2 separate regions of the Mus musculus genome follow, and region 2 is linked to region 1. The links are chromatin loops, found by intact Hi-C in ENCODE. Cell type or tissue: left cerebral cortex. All regions are shown on one strand. Links, peaks and the distances in the headings refer to the core of each region. The heading gives the core; the rest is flanking DNA.

Region 1 (9,218 bases), core at 571-8,570:
AGTAACACACACACACACACACACACACACACACACACAGTACCACCACCATCAAAATAACAGAAACAAATAATCATTGGTCAGTAATATCAACATCAGTGGTTTCAATTCTCCAATAAAAGACACAGGCTAACAGAGTAGATGCATAACTAGGGTCCATCATTCTGCTTCATTCAAGAAATACACCTCAGCAACAAAAATAGCCATTACCTCAGATTAAAGGACTGGAAAAAAGGTTTTCCAAGCAAATGGAAGCAAGAAGCAAACTGGGGTAGTCATTCTAATAGCCAATAAAATAGACTTTCAATTAAAAGTTATCAAATGACATGGGAAAGGACATTTCATTCTCATCAAAGGAAAAATCCACCAAGGGGACGTCTCAATTCTGAACATGTATGCCCCAAATGCAAGGGCACCCACATTCATAAAAGAAACGTTACTAAAGCTTAAATCACACATCACACTCCACACATTAATAGTGGGAGACTTCTACACCACACTCTCACCAATGAACAAGTCATTGAGACAGAAGCTAAACAGAGAAATAATGAAACTAACCGAGGTTATTAATCAAATGGACTTAACAGATAATCTGTAGAACATTTCCCACATTTCATCCAAACACAAAAGAATATACCTTCTCAGCACCTCATGCACGGAACCTTCTCCAAAACTGTCCATATAATTGGTAACAAAGCAAGCCTCAATAGATACAAGAAGATTGAAATAGTCCCATGAATCTTATCAAATTACATGGATTAAAGCTGGACTTCAACAACAGAAACAGTAGAAAACCTACATACTCATGGAAACTGAACAACTCTCTACTCAATGATCACTGGGTCATGGAAGAAATAAAGAAAGAAATTAAAAACTTTCTAGAATTCAATGAAAATGAAGGCACATCATACCCAAACTTATGGAACACAATGAAAAAGCAGTACTAAGAGGAAAATTCATACCACTTAAGTGCCTTAATAAAGAAACTGGAGAGATCCTACACTAGCAACTAAACAGCACACCTGAAAGCTCTAGAACCAAAAGAAGCAAGCACACCAAAGAGGAGTAGAAGGCAGAAAATAATCAAAACCAGGGCTGAAATCAATCAATTAGAAACAAAGAGAACAATACAAAAAAAAATCAATGAAACTAAGAGTTGGTATTTGAGAAAATCAACAAGGTAGGCAAACCCATAGTCAACCTAACTAAAAGGCAGAGAGACAGTACCCAAATAAACAAAATCAGAGATAAAAATGGAGATATAACAACAGACACCGAGGAAATCCAAAGAATCATTAGGTCTTATTTCAAAAGCCTGGAAAATCTAAATGAAATGGATGGAAAATTGGAAAATCTAAATGAAATGGATGGAAAATTGGAAAATGTAAATGAAATGGATGATTTTCTAGACAAATACCAATTATACACATTAATATATTCCATTAACTGAATTGTAGTTCTTTAGCTGAGATAGCTATCTCCTAAGACCTCTGAACTGGCCATTGTTGGGAGCTGGAGAAATGGTTCAATAGTCAAAATTATTTACTACTTTTGTAGAGGACTGTTACATTGTGTCTCACTGTAACTCCAGTTCTATGGGATCCAATTCTGTTTTTCTGACCTCCACAGGCACCAGGCACACATGTGATAAACATAGATACATGCAGGTAAAACATTCATATGATATGCATAAAATATACAAAACTAAAAAAAAAATAAGTTATCCTTGGGTTTTGCTTATCTTTTGTTTCTTCTTACTTTTTTCTTGTTTGTTTCTACTTTTTTTGCTGTTTTTTTTTTCCTCCTGATCTGAAACCATCTCCCCTAGGGAACCCTTGCTGAGTTTTCCTTCAAAACCTTTTTTTTTTTTAAATGTGGGGAATATAATTTCTAGAACAATCTGGGTGTTTCAGAAGTTCCTTGCTGCTGCGTTCATTATTTCTTTTAGAGTTCTATAGTGTCCAGTTCTAGAAATCACATACACACTGGAAAGATTAAGCTGTCTCATAGCCCTTAGAGTATAACTTACATAAAACTTACAACAATAATAAATAATAATAACAAAGGTAATCTTCCACCACAGTAATGAAAAGATGATATAAAGAGTGTTTGCACATCTGGCCTTTTCTTGCTTTTTATTCATTGTAGGATGTGTTGTATAGAGCTACCCTGAGGTACATACTGTAAACTTCCTCATTAGCCTTGGATTTGTTGATTCAGGGAAACATATAGTTTCCCAATTTCCTTCCAGTCATTCTGTTCACTTGAAGCTTATTCTTGTACAGGTTCTCAAGAAAGGTGTCATGACAACACCATTCTGCAAGTCATTGCATGTCCATGAGGCTTTGCTGCATTCACACTCTGAAGGTGAGCTTGGTTGGATTTGAAATCCTTTGCTATGACTCCCCGACCGCCTTTTAAAATTTCATTCTGTCCAAGAGCATTGCTTTTGGGCACTTTAAGGGGAATTTAATTTTCTTTTTATTATACCCTTAACCTCTTTGGCTACATAGCCAGACTTGTTTTCCTTTAAAGTTCAAGAATTTCACTAAAATACAATTTGGTTTTGCTTGTTATGAACTAGTTTTCTTAGGTAACTTTTGTTTCTTTTCTGTTTGTGGTTTTGAAAGCACAGGAAATGTTCATTGAATTAAGCATTTTCATGTTTGTCCTTTTCATTTGCTTTATTTATTTATTTTTCATCTCGGCGATAAGTACTATTTACAGCATAGTTTTATATTTGTCCTCTCTCTCAAGTCCTCTTCCTCTCTTTGCCATTTTATTTTAAATGTTGACCTGGTTTCTTCATCTATTTCATCTTCATTATATACATTTCAAATGTTATCCCGAAAGTTCCCTATACCCTCCCTCTGCCCTGCTCCCCTATCCACCCACTCCCACTTCTTGGCCCTGGTGTTCCCCTGTACTGGGGCATATAGAGTTTGCAATACCAAGGGGCCTCTCTTCCCAGTGATGGCAGACCAGGCCATCTTCTGCTACATATGCAGCTAGAGATACAAGCTCTGGGGGTACTGGTCAGTTCATATTGTTGTTCCACTTATAGGGTTACAGACCCCTTCAGCTCCTTGGGTGCTTTCTCTAGCTTCTCCATTGGGGGCCCTGTGTCTCTTGTATTTCTTTAAGGGAGTTATTTATGTCCTTCTTAAAGTCCTCTATCATCATCATGAGATGTGATTTTAAATTAGAGTCTTGCTTTTCTGGTGCTTTGGGGTATCCAGGGCTTACTGTGGTGGGAGAACTGGTTTCTGATGATGCCAAATAGCCTTGGTTTCTCTTCTTTAGGTTCTTGCCCTTGCCTCTCACCATCTGGTTATCTCTGGTGTTAGCTGGTCTTGCTGTCTCTGACTATGGCCTGTGTGTCAGTATTCCTGGTAGACTAGTTCTCTCCGGGAGGAATTTGGGTATGGAGTGTTGTGGCACAGGGTCAGCTCTGCAGAGCAGATAGAAACCTGAAGGATCCTGTCCCTGGTAATTCCTTGGTTCCTGTGTCCTGAGGGCTCTAGGAAAGTCCCCCAGAGCAGAAGTGGTGGTCTTATCTGTGCTCACAGGTATCTAGCCATTTCTTACTGATACATATTGTATTTTGAACAAATTCTCCCCTTTCTTACCCTACCTATTCACTTAGTTTTCCTAGACAATTTTGCTTCTAATTTGTCTAAAAATTCTCTCTCTCTCTCTCTCTCTCTCTCTCTCTCTCTCTCTCTCTCTCTCTCTGTGTGTGTGTGTATGTGTATTTACTCTTTGCCTTTTTTTCTTCTCCCAAAGAACATAGACTAGCCAGGTTGTTGGATCTCAGTAGCTTATTCTCTTCAAAGCTAAGAATAACATATATCATTTGGTTGGTTGTATACCTTTTCTGTCTACTTTCAGGCAAGTCTGCCTTACTGCTCCTTCCTATGTTTCTACCCTTCTCTGTTCTATATATATTTTCTTCCTCAATCTTTTCCTAGTCCACTATTCACAACGTATTACTTAAGGTTTGTTTTCATGGGGGTTGTTTTTTCATTTTGGCTCAACACAAAGTAACCAAAAACCGACACATCTGCTTAGTGGGGTATATTCATGAATAATGCTGGAAAGGACCTTGTTTATCCACATCTACTCATAGTCCCAGTCATGGGCACAAGACTTGTAGTCAATTGGTTCTTCAGGCTTAAACCATACAGTGATTTTTTTTCTCAGCATTTTTTTTTCTGAATTGTTGACAAATTGAATGTAGAAATCCCCTTTAATGGTGCCCGTTTTAGAATCGGCAGGATTGGTCTTACTCAACATCAGTTGGCCAGGCTTTATCACACTGAGCTCCTCCCATGGCCTCCACAAACCCTAAATTCTTAGCCTGGGGAAGAAAGGATTGTTTTTCAGGTCATTGTAGTGCTGCTGTTTCAGGTGCTGGTCAGAAGCCCAAAGGCGCTTCATGGTCATTATGAGGAATCCCTTCTGGTTGAAACCTTTGATGATCTTGTCCACTAGCCTGTGTTGTATGCCTTCTGACTTGATGGCAATGCAGGTGTGCTTGAGGTTAGCAATGGTCTGAAAGCTAGTGTATTTGGCCTGTGATTAGCTTTGAGGAGAGACTGGAGCCATCAGTGAACCAGTGAGGTAAGTGGAGAAAGGGTGGGAGGCATGGGCACGGTGATTATTTTTAATAGGCTATTACTATAATTTTAATTTTTGAGAAATAGTTTCATTGTTGCCTCAGCAAGCTTTGAATGTGTGATCCTCCTGACTGAGCCTCCAGAGTACTTGAGATTTCATATGTTCGATGAGCACACACGACTTGGATTATTTTTTCAATGACTTTACTCTAGTTTAAAATGAGGGAGTCTAGGAAGGTGTTTTTCTGCTTTTATTCCTTTCCCCTGTTAGTGCTTTGCATAAGATATGTCTTTGATTATCTTCTGTTAGTTCATTTTCATACGAAGTGAAACTTGTTTTCCTGTTTTTAGGGAAGAATAGTACAGCACAGGCTGATTATCTCTGTTCACATATGTGGAGCGCCCTCTTCTGTTGACTTTGTGAACCCTTCAATGCTGGTATCTTGTTTTGAGTTCTTTGTGTACTTTTTACCATCTCCTTTGTGGGGGATGTTCTTGTTTCTTGGTCACTATGTTCATCTCTTTGCATCTTTATGCTATCCCTTGCACATATCCTCAGTGAAATCTCCCTCAGTCCTCCTGAAAGAAACATTTGAGAATCCATCGAGCTAAGTTCTTCTCACCCTCTTTAGACCCCCCTTTAGACCTACTGAGTGTTGACAGGCCCTCAGGTTATCAGGAGTGTGGGTTGTTCTTAGCTGCTGCTTCTGTGTGTATGAGTCTCTGCAGTCTCCAGGGATATCTTCTATTCCTTATGATTCCTGGGTTCTTTCCCTTGCTTGTTCCCAGGCTTGCCACTGAAGATTAGTACACAGAAATCAGATTTTCTAATCTAATTTCATCAGAAAACAGAATCATGGTGTCTATGGATTGATTCTTTAGGCTTCCAAATTTGCTTTGTTTTTGTCCCTGAATCAGTCCTTCTGCCCCGAGTCATCCCTGAGAAAGGACGAACATAACTTCCCCTTCAAAGTCAAGCCCCTATTCTTTGTGATGTGGGCTTAGTTTGGGGGTCACCAATTGACTGGAAACTGCTGGCTGTCAGAATATCTGCTGCACTTCCTGGCTTATCTTCTGTACTATTTGTTTTATTGGGTCACTTTTTTTTTCCTTTGGTCTCAGTACCAGTTAAGTAAAGGATACCAGGCTGCCTTACTCAGGCCACATTCTCCAACCCACAGGCCACCAACCATCTCTAATCTACACTAAGATGGACTTAACTTCCAAACGAAGCTCAGGATTCATTTTTAAAAATACAGAAGTCTTAATGTATGTAAAAAATATCCTAGTTCCAGTGCACTGTCTCTTTTTTGTTTCACACTTCTGCCCTCTTCTTACTTGGACTCCTCTGGAGAAAGCTGATGAGGCTGGGAGCTATTAGTTCACTTCCTTTACCTCCCCAAACTATAGCGTTGTTTTTTCTGTACTCTGGTAAATTATTTACATACAGTATCTTTTTATTTTTAACTTACATTGACCCTTTGAGTTTATTTCAAATATATGAAATGTATAGGCAGTACTTCCTGATTCATAGATAAAGAAGTAGAGATAAAAAGAGGCAAACAGGGGCTGGCGAAATGGTTCAGCGGGTAAGAGCACTGACTGCTCTTCCGAAGGTCCTGAGTTCAAATCCCAGCAACCACATGGTGGCTCACAACCATCCGTAATGAGATCTGACACCCTCTTCTGGTGTGTCTGAAGACAGCTACAGTGTACTTAATTATAATAATAAATAAATCTTTTTTTATAAAAAGAGGCAAATAGTAAATTAAACTAGCCAGTTAGATGCATTTCTAATGGAATACAGTCCTCCAAATTTGTTAAGTACCTGTTCGCATTTATAAAGTTAAAGAAGCTTTCTTGATGAGTTTGCTGTTGATGGCAACCAAGTTCAATTTCAAGTGATGGTATCTAAAGCCAGGAGATTGATATGGTCTAGCAGAGCAATTCTCGAACTTGAAGTTTCGTCAGAATGAAAAGAAAAGGATTGTGAAAATATGGTCTTCTGGGTTCCTCTCTTTGGAGCTCCTTTTCAGCAGGTCAAGATCTTTCTCACAAAGTTCCTGGGAAATGTTGATACTGCAGGTTCCACACTCCTGGGTCTGAATGTAGCTAGGAACAGAAGGCACATGAAGTTCAGATTTTAATGTTAGGAGCATGAAAAGGAGCAGTTAGAAGTAGATAGGAAAACAAGAGCAGGGTGATAGAGTATTAGAATCACTGGCTGAGATGAGAAGGAAAAAAAAAGTGTGGAAAGTTTGCAGATAGGACACCATGAAGGGGTAAAGTGGGGGGGCTTTGAGGTCTCCTATGCTCAAGCTCTGCCCAGTATGGAATCTAGCTTCCTCCTTGCTGCAAGCAGATCAAGAAGTAGAACTCGGTTTCAGCACCATGTCTGCCTGCCTGTCGCCATGTTTCTTGCCATGACAACAATGGACTAACCTCTGAAACTGTAAGCCAGCCCCAGTGAAATGTTTCCTTTTATAAGATTGCTGTGGTCATAGTGTCTCTTCACAACCAAACTAAGAAAGGGCATAAGATCATGCTACCCATGAGCTTACCATTTTTTGCTGCCATATCTGAGTGTCCCAAGCATCATCCATGGGCCCAGCTCACACAGGCCACAGACTATTCTAGACTTACATCAGTTCTCAGACATGGCTGGTGGTCAGTGCTGTGCTGGCCAAGGTTGGGTTTCTCATACCCTCACTCACATGTGGGACACCCCTTTAACACTGAATGACAATTAAGATGTCCAGCTTCTGCTGAAAATGGAGATAAAGAGGGAGGTGGAGATCAGATCTGTTTAGCTAAGGTAAAACAGAGAGCAAGGTCCATATACCAGTTGTTGCTAATAAGAAGTGAAAAGTTAGCTATGAGAGTGGATGACAGAGGTTGAATTTCGGGAAAATCATTGAGGAGTTGAGAAAAAGAAGGAATGGAGGGTTCAGGTCCATTCTGGATTGCATAGGGTTTGAGGACTCCAGAGTCTCAAGAAGCCAAGACTGAAGTAGTGGTGGAAAAGACAAAGGACAGGAGATAACAGGCTAATGAGCAGATTAATGTGGCACTTAGGAAACTTACCTGTTCTTGTTCCATGGCAGGCACTCAGAATATGAAAAATGGGAGCAAGTTCACTTGCAAAATGTGAAGGATAAATTGTCTTCTAACTCTTGAAGAGGATGCTGTACATAGGGAAAATGGTGCTGTTGGGGCAAATAGGCCCATGCCTGGCAGATGGTAAGAAGGGAGGGTTTTGTTGTCAGAACATATGCACAATGGGACAGTTAAAGTCATAGGAGAGGCTGAGTATTCAGGTGAGAATATGTCTGACATGTAGCCTCTTGACTATTGCACAAGATGGTGCTTGGGTATATAGAACACAATTACTTTAGGTGTGGCCTTCTCTTGCAAAAGCCATTAACAGACTGGAATTATTAATTCCTAACCTAGGCAGACTGGAAAGCAGAAAGAAAGGTGGTATCAGTGCTTTATATATTTTTAAAGGAAGGCTTGAGTTATACTGCGTTGGTAGCTTTTACAGAGAGACAGTTCACAGCACAGAGGGAAATTTGGTTCAATTTAAAATTCTTCTATACATTGTTAATATTTAGGGTGTGTACATGGTTATCGTTGTGTATGGTTGTACACAATGCTACTAATGCATGTCAGGGCTGCTTCTCATCAGCACAAATGTACTAAATGCGACAGTGAGATGACATCAGGTTCCTTCCACATTTATTTTCCACAAAGTGTTTTAGACAAGGTCTCTCACTAAACCAGGCACTTGCCACTTGAGCTATACCTGCTGGTTAGGAAGACCCTTGTTCTTGTCTCTATAGATTGACTACTAAGAGTACAATCATCTTCACCATGCTTGGCTATGTACACATGTAAGAACCCAATGTGTGCATAAAGGAAAGCCAGTAGTTAGCATCAAAACCTAACATTAACCATTCCCCGAAATCAACAGGAGGGGAAGAAGTATTGTAAATTCGGACACTCAGGCTGGAGAACACATAGATATTTCACAGGCATTCAGCAGAGAACAACTGGAGAGTGGACTCAGGTGCTTATAAAGATGTACTTCAGAGTTCATAGAAGAAAGAACTCAGCACCCTATCAACAAAATATGACAAACATAAAGATCAAAAGAGGAGGAAACAGGACCTTCTGGGAGGCATGTCAGGGCTGCTTCTCATCAGTACACCCCAGGAACAGTGACTCCAAAGAAAGGCAGGCCTTTTCCCTTTCCTGCAGACACCAGAAGTCTCTGATCTCAGAAATGTGAGAAAAGCTGAGATGCCAATGCCTGGTGCAGAGCCCACAAGGTCGGCAAATCAATCTCTCTCTCTCTCTCTCTCTCATTAAGAGTATGAAGTCTCTGGCATGTGGAGGATGGCTGAGAATGTAAAGTGCTTCCTGCATGGGGTGAAAACCTGAGTTCATTACCCAGTACTCATACAAAAGGGGGAAAAAAGGTATGCAGACAGGCATGTTTAATCTCAGCACTGGGGTAACAGAGACAGGGGGATCAAAAGAGCAGCCTGGCAAGCCATAATTCTAGAAAAATCAGCGAGCAGCAGGTTCAGTCAGAGG
Region 2 (9,218 bases), core at 904-8,903, 99 kb before region 1:
GCAACTTTTAAGAGTTTATTTTCACCCAGAACTTGAGGGTGTACTCTCCATCACAAAGGGGAAGGCACCAAGGCAGGTATATAAGGCAGCCAGTTACTTATGTCTATACCCAGGAGACAAGACACAGAGACAACAGATGGATTCTAGTGCTGAGTTCAGTTTCTCTTTTTTCCTTTAAAATTATATATTTTAGAATTTAAATTGTGTAAGTAAGAGTGTGTGTGTGTGTGTGTGTGTGTGTGTGTGATATATTTCAGGCAGGCCCATATTGCAACAAAGCTGAGCTCCAAGCTTAGAATCTCCATTCAGTTTATTCTGTGTTCTAGAGGTCTTTATGCCATTGTCAGTGTGCTCTCAAAGGGGATAGTGGGATTCTGGCTTCTTCTTCTTTCTTCTTTGTGATATGGTCAGTGATTCTGCTGTATCATATTGATGTACTTTGCCACAGTCCCAAAGCAATGGCCAATTAGCAAACTGAAAGCTGTGAGCCAAAGCAAACCTTTTACCTGGATAACCTGGTTGTAGCAAGCGCTTCTTATTATACTAGGAAGCTGAATAACAATGATCAAAAGCAAAGGGAAAAATAACAATAGAAACCATTTCCATAGGCCTGGAAATGGTTCATCAGTAATATATTTGTCTTCTAAACATGAGAAAGACTCAAGGTTGGTTTCCAGCACCCACATATTGGCTCACAACCTCCAGATCGAGGACATCATCTTCTGACCTATGAGGGCACCTGGCATTCACTGGTACATAAATGCATGAAAAACGTTCATACATGCAAAATAAATAAAACTTTAAAATTAAAAAAGCTGGGCCTGATGGTGCATTTTTGTAATCCCAGGTGAGTTCTAGGCTAAATGAGAGATGTCTCAAAACAAACAAACAAACAAACAAACAAACAAACAAACCCCAAGTGTATTGCTCCTGAGGAACATCTGAGGTTGTCTTCTGGCATTCACATGCACATGGGCATGTGTGCCTGAACACATGAGAACACGCACACACATATCATGGGAGATAGTTCAACTGTTAAGACTGAAGACTGGATCTCTAGTACCTATGTAAGTGGGTGTGGTTGCTCATCTGTAATCCAGGTACAAAGGAAACAGACAGGGGATCCTTGGAGCAAGCTAAGTAGCTACATTAACTACTTAGTGTAAATAACTACCCAATTGACCAGTTCTAGGTGCGAGTGAGAAACTGTCTCTCCATATATAAGGTGAAGAGTGGTTGAGGTGGACCCTTAATTTCTACTTTTAGCCTCCACATATTTGTACACACATATACCTGTGCACTGGCAAGCAAGTGTCCTCACATATAGAAACACACATACACACAATCCCTACTCTCCCTCAACACAAGCAAACCAAGTCCATTTGGATGGTTACTCAATGAGTTAAATACACTTACCACATGACCAAGCAATTCAAAACAATTTAAAAAACAAACACAAAACAGGTATCTACATAAAAACCCACACACCCACATTCACAGCAGTCACACTATTCAGAAGGCTGAAGCAGTCAAGAGACAAACAGATAAACAAAATGTGGTATAAATAAACAAAGGAGTATTATTTGGCCATAAAAAGGAAAGGAATTTTAAAAAGGAGGGAAATTCTGATGTATGTTCCAACATGGATGAACCCCGAGGATATTTTGCTAAGTTAAAATTGTCAGACCTGGACAGAAAAGGTCACATATTGTATGATTCCATTTATATAATGTAACATGATGTTTCATAAGAGCTGCTTTGACCTAGTTTTTAGTTGTGGCTAAAGTCTTTGTCTTTTGTAGGCAGTTTGCCAAGCCCCCTTTCCTACTCTGCCCTATATTAAGGTTCCAGGATCTTGGGCCACTAAATACTCAATCCCATCTGCTTCCAATCAGGTTCTCGATCAGGGACTAGATCCCAGAAAACTAGGGGGCTCCTACTAGCCAACCCACAGGGAACTGACCTGTGCAGAGCCCAGGCTGGTCTCCAGTTGAACTTAGGTCTGAGCCCTGGTGGTGATAATTCACCTGCATGACACTGTAGGCGTTCCCTCATGCTCCTGGAACTCTGGCTCCTGCCTAAGTTACTGCCCCCCCCCCCCCGCAACCCCCACAAGAGAAGCATGGTCAGTAGTCATGTAGGCAATGGCCCAAGCTTCTGACCTTCAGGCTAAACTCCTCTCCAGTTACCTAGCAACAGTAAAGACCATAAAAAGGGCTGTTCAGCACCTGCTTGCTCTCTTATCTCTCTCTTACTTCTCACTCTTACCCCCTCTCTCCTCTCTCTCTGTTTTCTCTCCTCTCTCCTCTCTCTTTGTCTTTTCCTCTCCCCTCTACCTCTCCCTCTCTCTCTCTTTTCCCCTGCATTTCTATAATATAGCTCTAAAACCATAGAATGTCTCTGCCCATCAAGGCTCACTGCGCTTGGAGGATGGGACAGGCTTTCTCCTAATGAGCCATTTCTAATCTCCTGTTAGAAGGCCTTCCTGTGCTCCAGTTAAGATCCGCTGCACTCACTCTCGCAGGTGTTGGAAACCTCTTCCCTCATCCCTCTCTCCTATAACTCTGGTGGCTTTAGCAAAGTAGCTCCGGGTTCCCAGGTAGGGGTGCCCCCTGGCCACCCCCTGAAGAGTGGGTCAGAGGCTTGAATGCCCACCCAGGACTGAGTGGAAAGGATATGGCAGCTCTCCCACACCTGACTGACCAGAGAATAGGAAAACTCTGGCGGGGTGTGGGTCTTCCTCCCCCCTCTCCTCCAGGGCCCCTTCCAAACACTGACCCAATTCCTGTTATGCACAAGATTTCCTAACAGTCTCCTTGTCCCTAAATGCCCCTCCATGTGGCCCCATGTAGCTGTTTTCTCACTCAGGGAGCAAATATGAAAATTCTTGCTGCTTTAATTTACCACAATGTCACTAATCCCCAAATCTTTATAAAGCATAATGAGTCCAAAAGAGGCAAATTCATAGCCAGAAAGCTGGGCTGAGAGACCAGATATAAAAAAAGTAACTTAGTGGATTCAGGGGTTTCCTTATGGGGCAAAGAACTAGATAGGAAGTCTGAGCAGCACAGTGAAAGCATTGAATGTCACTGAATAATGTCCTTTAAAATTGTGCCTTTAATTAAAACAACTATGCTATTACTTTATGTATATGGGTGTTTCGCCTGCATGCATGGCTATGTATTAGTGCATTTCTGGTGCCCACAGAAACCAGAAGTGGGTACTGGATTCCCTGGAATTGCAGTTACAGATGTTTGTTGAGCTGCCATGTGGATGCTAGGAATTGAATTCGGATCCTCTGGAAGAGCAACAAGTGCACTTAACCTCAGAGCCGTCTCTTCAGCCCTGCAAACTGTGTCCTTTATGTTAAATGGCTCTTGCCTTTTTTTTAAAGGAGGGAAAGGAGGCAGGGGAAATGGCTGAGTGCTTACTTAGTAAGTAGGGGGATGTAGAGAGCGATTAAGACCCACAGTGACTTCTGGCCTCCCTGTATAGACATGCATCCAAACTCACAGGAAAATATACACACATGCAAATAAGGAGGAAAGGGGGCTCTTTTGATTATTTGGATGCCCACACAGGCTACATGTGCATTTCATTATGGATGCTCTGAAACACTTAAGAGGTGTAGAGGAGATGTGACCCAAATTTACAAGTGTTTCAGATTAAAATGATTGTCTTTGAAAAAAACAACATGATTCAGGGAGATGGCTCAGCAGGTAAAATCACTTCCCATTCAAATGTGACAATCTGGATTTGACTTCTGGATCCCACATTTTAAACAAACAAGACATGATAGTGTGAATCTGTAATCTCAGCACTAAGGTACAATGGGAGGTAGAGACAGAAGAACTGTCTGATAGCATGTGAGCCTAGCCTGGAGTATGCAGCTTAGCAGAGACAAGAGAGACTTCACCTTCAACAAGATGCTAGGTGAAACTGATTTCCCAAAATTGTCCTCTGATCTTGTGTGCATCCTGTTGCATTCTCTCTCACAGACATACCAAACAAAAATAACATAAATGTGCTTGTCCACTACCATAAGAGCACCATATCAGAAAAGTCAGAAGCAAGTGGCAGCTTATCCCTCCCCACATTCGCTGTTATGTTGCTCTAGAGCCAGGCCTATGTTCAGGATTTTATCGGTAGAAGGTTAGACCCATTGGAAGTGTCACACAAGGGTGATAACCAGCAGTTTTTGAGACCTACTTCCTAAAATCAGTCATGATTTTAGCTTTTGCAAAGACACAGCAAACCCTGTCCTCATAAAATTTCCGAGTAACTCCTAGGTAGCTCCAGTCTTCTGGGTAGTGTGCCCGTGTGTGTGTGTGTGTGTGTGTGTGTGTGTGTGTGTGTGTGTGTGTGCGTGCGCGTGCATGCACACACATGCACATATGCTTATGTACACATGTATATCTGGAAGACACTTGGTAAGGGTCTTGATCACAGGTAGCAGTGGCTTCCCCCAGCCCTTCTTGTATGAACCAAGAAGGGAGGAGGCTGAGAAGGAGAAGGATATATACTGCAGGCAGAGTAAGCCTGGCAGAGAAAGACCTGTGGTGCTCAGAGACCCATCCAAAATGCTACCACGAGGTGGGGTGCTTTCCCCAGATAAAGTAACCAGAAACCCACCAAATAAACAGCAAGTAAAATATGCAGGATCCTCTTTAGTCATATCACAAGGAAATTTCTGGCCTTTTCATCCAGAAGGAGGGATATCTAGGTTACTTAGGATAGAACTTTCCTTGGGGTCTAGGAGCTCTAGGCCCAAGTACATCTTTCAGCCCTGCCTGCTGCTCCTGAGGTGAGGCTCTACTTACCTGCCCTACTCCCACCTGCTAGAATGGCCAGAGAGGGACAGCTAAGGAGCCTTGCCTGCCAAAGCCCTGAGGGAGCTCTCTTGCAACTACTGGCCCCAGGCTTAGTTCTGGGAGGAGAGGCCGTTAGAAGGCCACCAACAATGGATGCTTGCTGAGGGATCCTCTGAATAGGTGGGTCAGATCCTGACCTTTTCTGCCCACAGTCTTAACCAAGACTGTTACTTGGAGTTAACCCACACAGCTCATTTGACCCGTCCTTTGCCAGTTGCTCCCTCAGCTGCAGTCAGGAGTCAGAGCATGCTTGCCTCAGGGCCTTTGTACCAGCTATTCCTTCTGCCTAGAATATTCCTTCAAAACAGAAACATGTGCCTTATTCCTTTATCACCTTTAAGTTTGGATAGAAATTTTCTAGTCCCAGCACCTAAATTTGCAACTGGGCCTCCTTTTTTCAGCTCTTACTATCTTTCATTCAACCCATGTAGTTACTATTTTGAAATGTTTATGACTTATGGTCTGTGCTCAGTCACTAACTCCAACCATAGAGGGGATGATTTTTGCCATCTCCTTTGACAGGTCTCAGACAAGTCTGTAGTAACAACCTGGTTCATAATGGTTCTTGACAGACCCTTGTTAGATGGAACTAGTCATAACTAGTACTGCAGGAAAGCACTAGGCACAATTCCCCGTTCAGCTCAGCTCTACTCATTTCCTCACCCGCTTTCCCACCTTTCCTTCTGCCTTACCCCCTAAGTATTGGCTTGGCTGAGGTTTTTGCTCTTCCCTGGAGTGGGGGAAGCACAGTGGACACTGGTCAACACACACAGTGGAAAGGCACAACTCTTCATTCCCGAGAGCCACAGGTTCATGATTCTGATGGCCTGTCCCAGTCTGGGGGCTCTCACGGCTTGTGCCTGTGGGCTGTTTGCCAGGTGCCCTGGGTAACAGTGCCATGATCTCATAATTGGAGCTTGCCCAGACTTCCCCCACCCAGAGATATAAAACCAAAATTACCTGGGCAGATCAGCTGTGCAATGCTCTTGTGCCAGCCCCTGGTCTGAAAATCAGGAGAGAAATACAAAAGCTTCAGTTCCTTTGCTCCGCAGCCTCCCTAGCTCCCAGCTCAGCCCAGCTCCTCTTCCCAGGCACTAGAAAACGGGATCCCTGAAAGCTCCTGCTCAGCTCATTCAACACTGTCCCGGGGCTTCCCCAGATGTCGCCACTACAGCTTCTCCTTCCATCCTCTGGCCACCTGTGTCCTGTTCAGCTCAGCTCTACTCATTCCCTCACCTGCTTTCCCACCTTTCCTTCTGCCTTACCTCCTAAGTATTGGCTTGGCTGAGGTTTTTGCTCACACCTTCTGAGATAGGCCAATGATCCTTTAGTACTTCCCTTCTCCCGCCTGCTTGCCTACCTGTACGCTATACAGCTTTGGCTTCCTCTCTCCACCCCTACATCAGGCAAAACCAGAAGCCAAGGATGCTGCCTCCAAGAAGCTCTCCAGGGAGGCGTCCTGGAGAGGTTCTGAGCTCTCAGACTGCTGTCGGACCTCACCTTTGTTCACGAGGTTCGTCCTGCGTAGAGACCTTTGGCCAGGTCCTCTGCTGCTGCTAAGGAGCAGGGTGAGTGAGCAGGCGTGGCTGGGGCGGGGGCGACAGCGGCAGCCTGGGAACGGGGCGCAAAAGGGGAACACAGAGCATGCGCAGCGCTGCAGGAGGGCGGCTCAGCGCACTCTCGCCCCACTTAGGCGTCTGGTCTCACTCCCCATGAACCCGGGACACTTCCATTTTCTGTCTGGGCTGCTCTGAAGCAGTCTGATTGCAGTGGTCATTGTATGGCAGTACTGAAGCAACAAGAGAGGCCCCTGTTGATCCCATATCATTGATGAAGCGCCTCCCATGGATCAGATCACTGGGAATTCCACCCACCCATTCATTTATTTCCCTAGCATCAAGTGGCCAGGCCATGGTCTCCTAGTAAAGGACAGTTCCTGTGAGCAGGAAGGGCAAGGATCAGAAAAGAAGCATAGGGCATGAAGGGGGACCTAGGAGATGACAACGTAGAGAAGGAGAGAGAAGAGAAAGTGAAAGAACTGGTGGTGACCTACTGAACACAAGCCAGTCTTTTTCCTCAAGTTACCCCATGTGGTCAGCAAGCCAGCCCCCCAGGGTAGACATCAGGGTTACCATTTTCCCACATAGATCACCATCCATATGGTAGAACCAATATGGAAACCCAAGGGCTGGAGTTCTACACTTCTTTCTGGAAAGTTCCGAGATCTCCCAAGAAAAGTCAGTGTGAATAAGAGTAGAACATAAAGAAAAAAGAAACTAAACCATATTATTGGTGCTACCAAAGCCTCCCAACCCTGGCTTCTAGGAACTGAGCTGTGTCTTTCCTTATAAAGCTGACCAGGGTCTTCTGTCTTAAGGTGGCCTTGAGACCAGGTGGGGCCAAGGGCAAGGAGCCCTCTGCAAGTCTGTGATCCTAGGATAAGCCTGTCATATTTCCCAGGCTTGGGGGAAAAGCTAGGACCCCCCGGTCAAGATGCTTCTGTCAGTGAAGAGTGGAGACTGAAGAGGAACAATGGCAAGCACAGCTTTGGAGCCCCTTTCCTGGAACAGGCTGGGGGGCCCTCAGGGCCCTCAGCTGTGGGTTTCAATGAAAAGATGCCTGCTCACTGGGGCTGTTGGACAGGCATACCCAGGTCTGTGTCCCAGAGTAATGTACACCCCCCTGACTCCCAGTGTCTGTGAATGTGGCCACACACAAGAGACAGATCTCTGAGGATGTTGTCCCATTAAAGATGGAGAGATGAGATCACCCTGATCATCCAGGTGGCCCCAAGTCCAGTGACAGAGGTTCAGAGGCACACAGAAGGAAAAGGCCTGGTGGTAGGGGTATGTGGCCACAGCCAAGGGAAGCTGGAACTGCTAGAAGAGGTGGGAAGGGTCCTCCCTCAGCCCCTCTGAAGGGGTGCGCACTGACTTTAGGCTCTAGCACTCTAGAGCTGTGGGAGTCTGGTTCCTTCCAGGCTCTGCTCATTTGCTGTGCCCCCCCCCCAAGATACTCATCCCTGAGGCGATCAGGGGAACTTAAAGTGTTTTAAGGACAATTTGATATGGAGGCCGGTGCTCTTTGTGCCCACACTATTAGGGTCATTAAACTGGTATGGAGACCACCTTGGCCATGCCTCTCCCTTTGGCTTTGGCCATTCTGAGGAGCCTGGGCAGCCGCCATTCTGGTTTATTCTATTACATGTGTGTCATGAAGTCCAGCCTCCATTCCAGAGAGCAGAATTAAGCTACAGGTCTTGTGTGAGTTGGTTCTCTTCTACTAAGTATATTCCAGGCACCAAACTCAGGTCATCAGGCTTGTCAGAAAGCATCTTAACTTGCTGACACATCTTTCTAGCCTCTAAAACAATACTTTTAAACATATGTGAATCTTCTGTATTAGGTGCTGTCTTAGTCAGGGTTTCTATTCCTGCACAAACATCATGACCAAGAAGCAGTTGGGGAGGAAAGGGTTTATTCAGCTTACACTTCCATACTGCTGTTTATTACCAAAGGAAGTCAGGACTGGAACTCAAGCAGGTCAGGAAGCAGGAGCGATGCAGAGGCCATGGAGGGATGTTCCTTACTGGCTTGCTTGCTTCCCCTGGCTTGCTCAGCCTGCTCTCTTATAGAACCCAAGACTACCAGCCAAGAGTTGGCACCACCCACAAGGGGCCTTTCCCCCTTGAATACTAATTGAGAAAATGCCTTACAGTTGGATCTCATGGAGGCATTTCCCCAACTGAAGCTCCTTTCTCTGTGATAACTCCAGTCTGTGTCAAGTTGACACACAAAACCAGCCAGTACAGGTGCCATAAGTTATTTAAATAAATAACACTTGAAGCCAATGCATTAGTTACTGTTTTTGTTGCTGTGTGTTGGTTTGAATAAAAATGGCCCCATTGGCTTGTATATTTGAATGCTTAGTCATCAGGGAAGGATTTTTCTGAGTAGATATGGCCCTTTTGGAAGAAGTGTGTCACTGGGTGTGGGTCTTGAGGTTTCAAAAGCTCAAACAAGGTCCAATATCACTTTCTTCCTATTGCCTGTAGATCTGGATGTAGAACTGTCAGCTAACTCTCTAGCACCGTGTCTGCCTGTATGCCACCTTTTCCCCACCGTGATCATAATGGACTAAGCCTCTAGAAGTATAAAGAAACTCCAATCAAATGCTTTATTTTATAGGAGTTTCCATGGATATAGTGTTTCTTCACAGCAATATAGCACTAAGACACTGTGATAAAAACACTATGACCAAAAACAACTGATGGAAGAAAAGAATTTATTATAGCTTATGGTTCCTGAGGGATGAGAGTCCATCATATTGGGAAAACATAGTGATAGG

What was found. Peaks named below come from ENCODE experiments on the same cell type or tissue, not always from the same donor. Only the 100,000 strongest peaks of a DNase experiment are listed, where the experiment ranks them.
Region 2: it touches region 1 in a loop (3-fold over the local background); 7 of 42 quality-filtered maps call a loop at or near these places.

The regions. Positions count from the first base shown.
Region 1 is chrX:73,308,536-73,317,753 of GRCm38, reverse strand. It overlaps the pseudogene Gm8501. Among named protein-coding and RNA genes, the nearest start is that of Gm32150, 21 kb to the left of the region's middle. In left cerebral cortex, for the core only: a CTCF peak has its summit at 5,038 (motif pointing left); a DNase peak (open chromatin) is centred at 5,032; H3K4me3 peaks cover 188 bases.
Region 2 is chrX:73,408,344-73,417,561 of GRCm38, reverse strand. Zfp92 (zinc finger protein 92) reads right to left here and starts at 6,466. Exons shown (of 6, transcript NM_009566.5): 1 at 6,372-6,466; 2 at 5,832-5,874. In left cerebral cortex, for the core only: a CTCF peak has its summit at 4,591; DNase peaks (open chromatin) are centred at 4,592, 6,021, 6,204 and 6,495; H3K4me3 peaks cover 775 bases.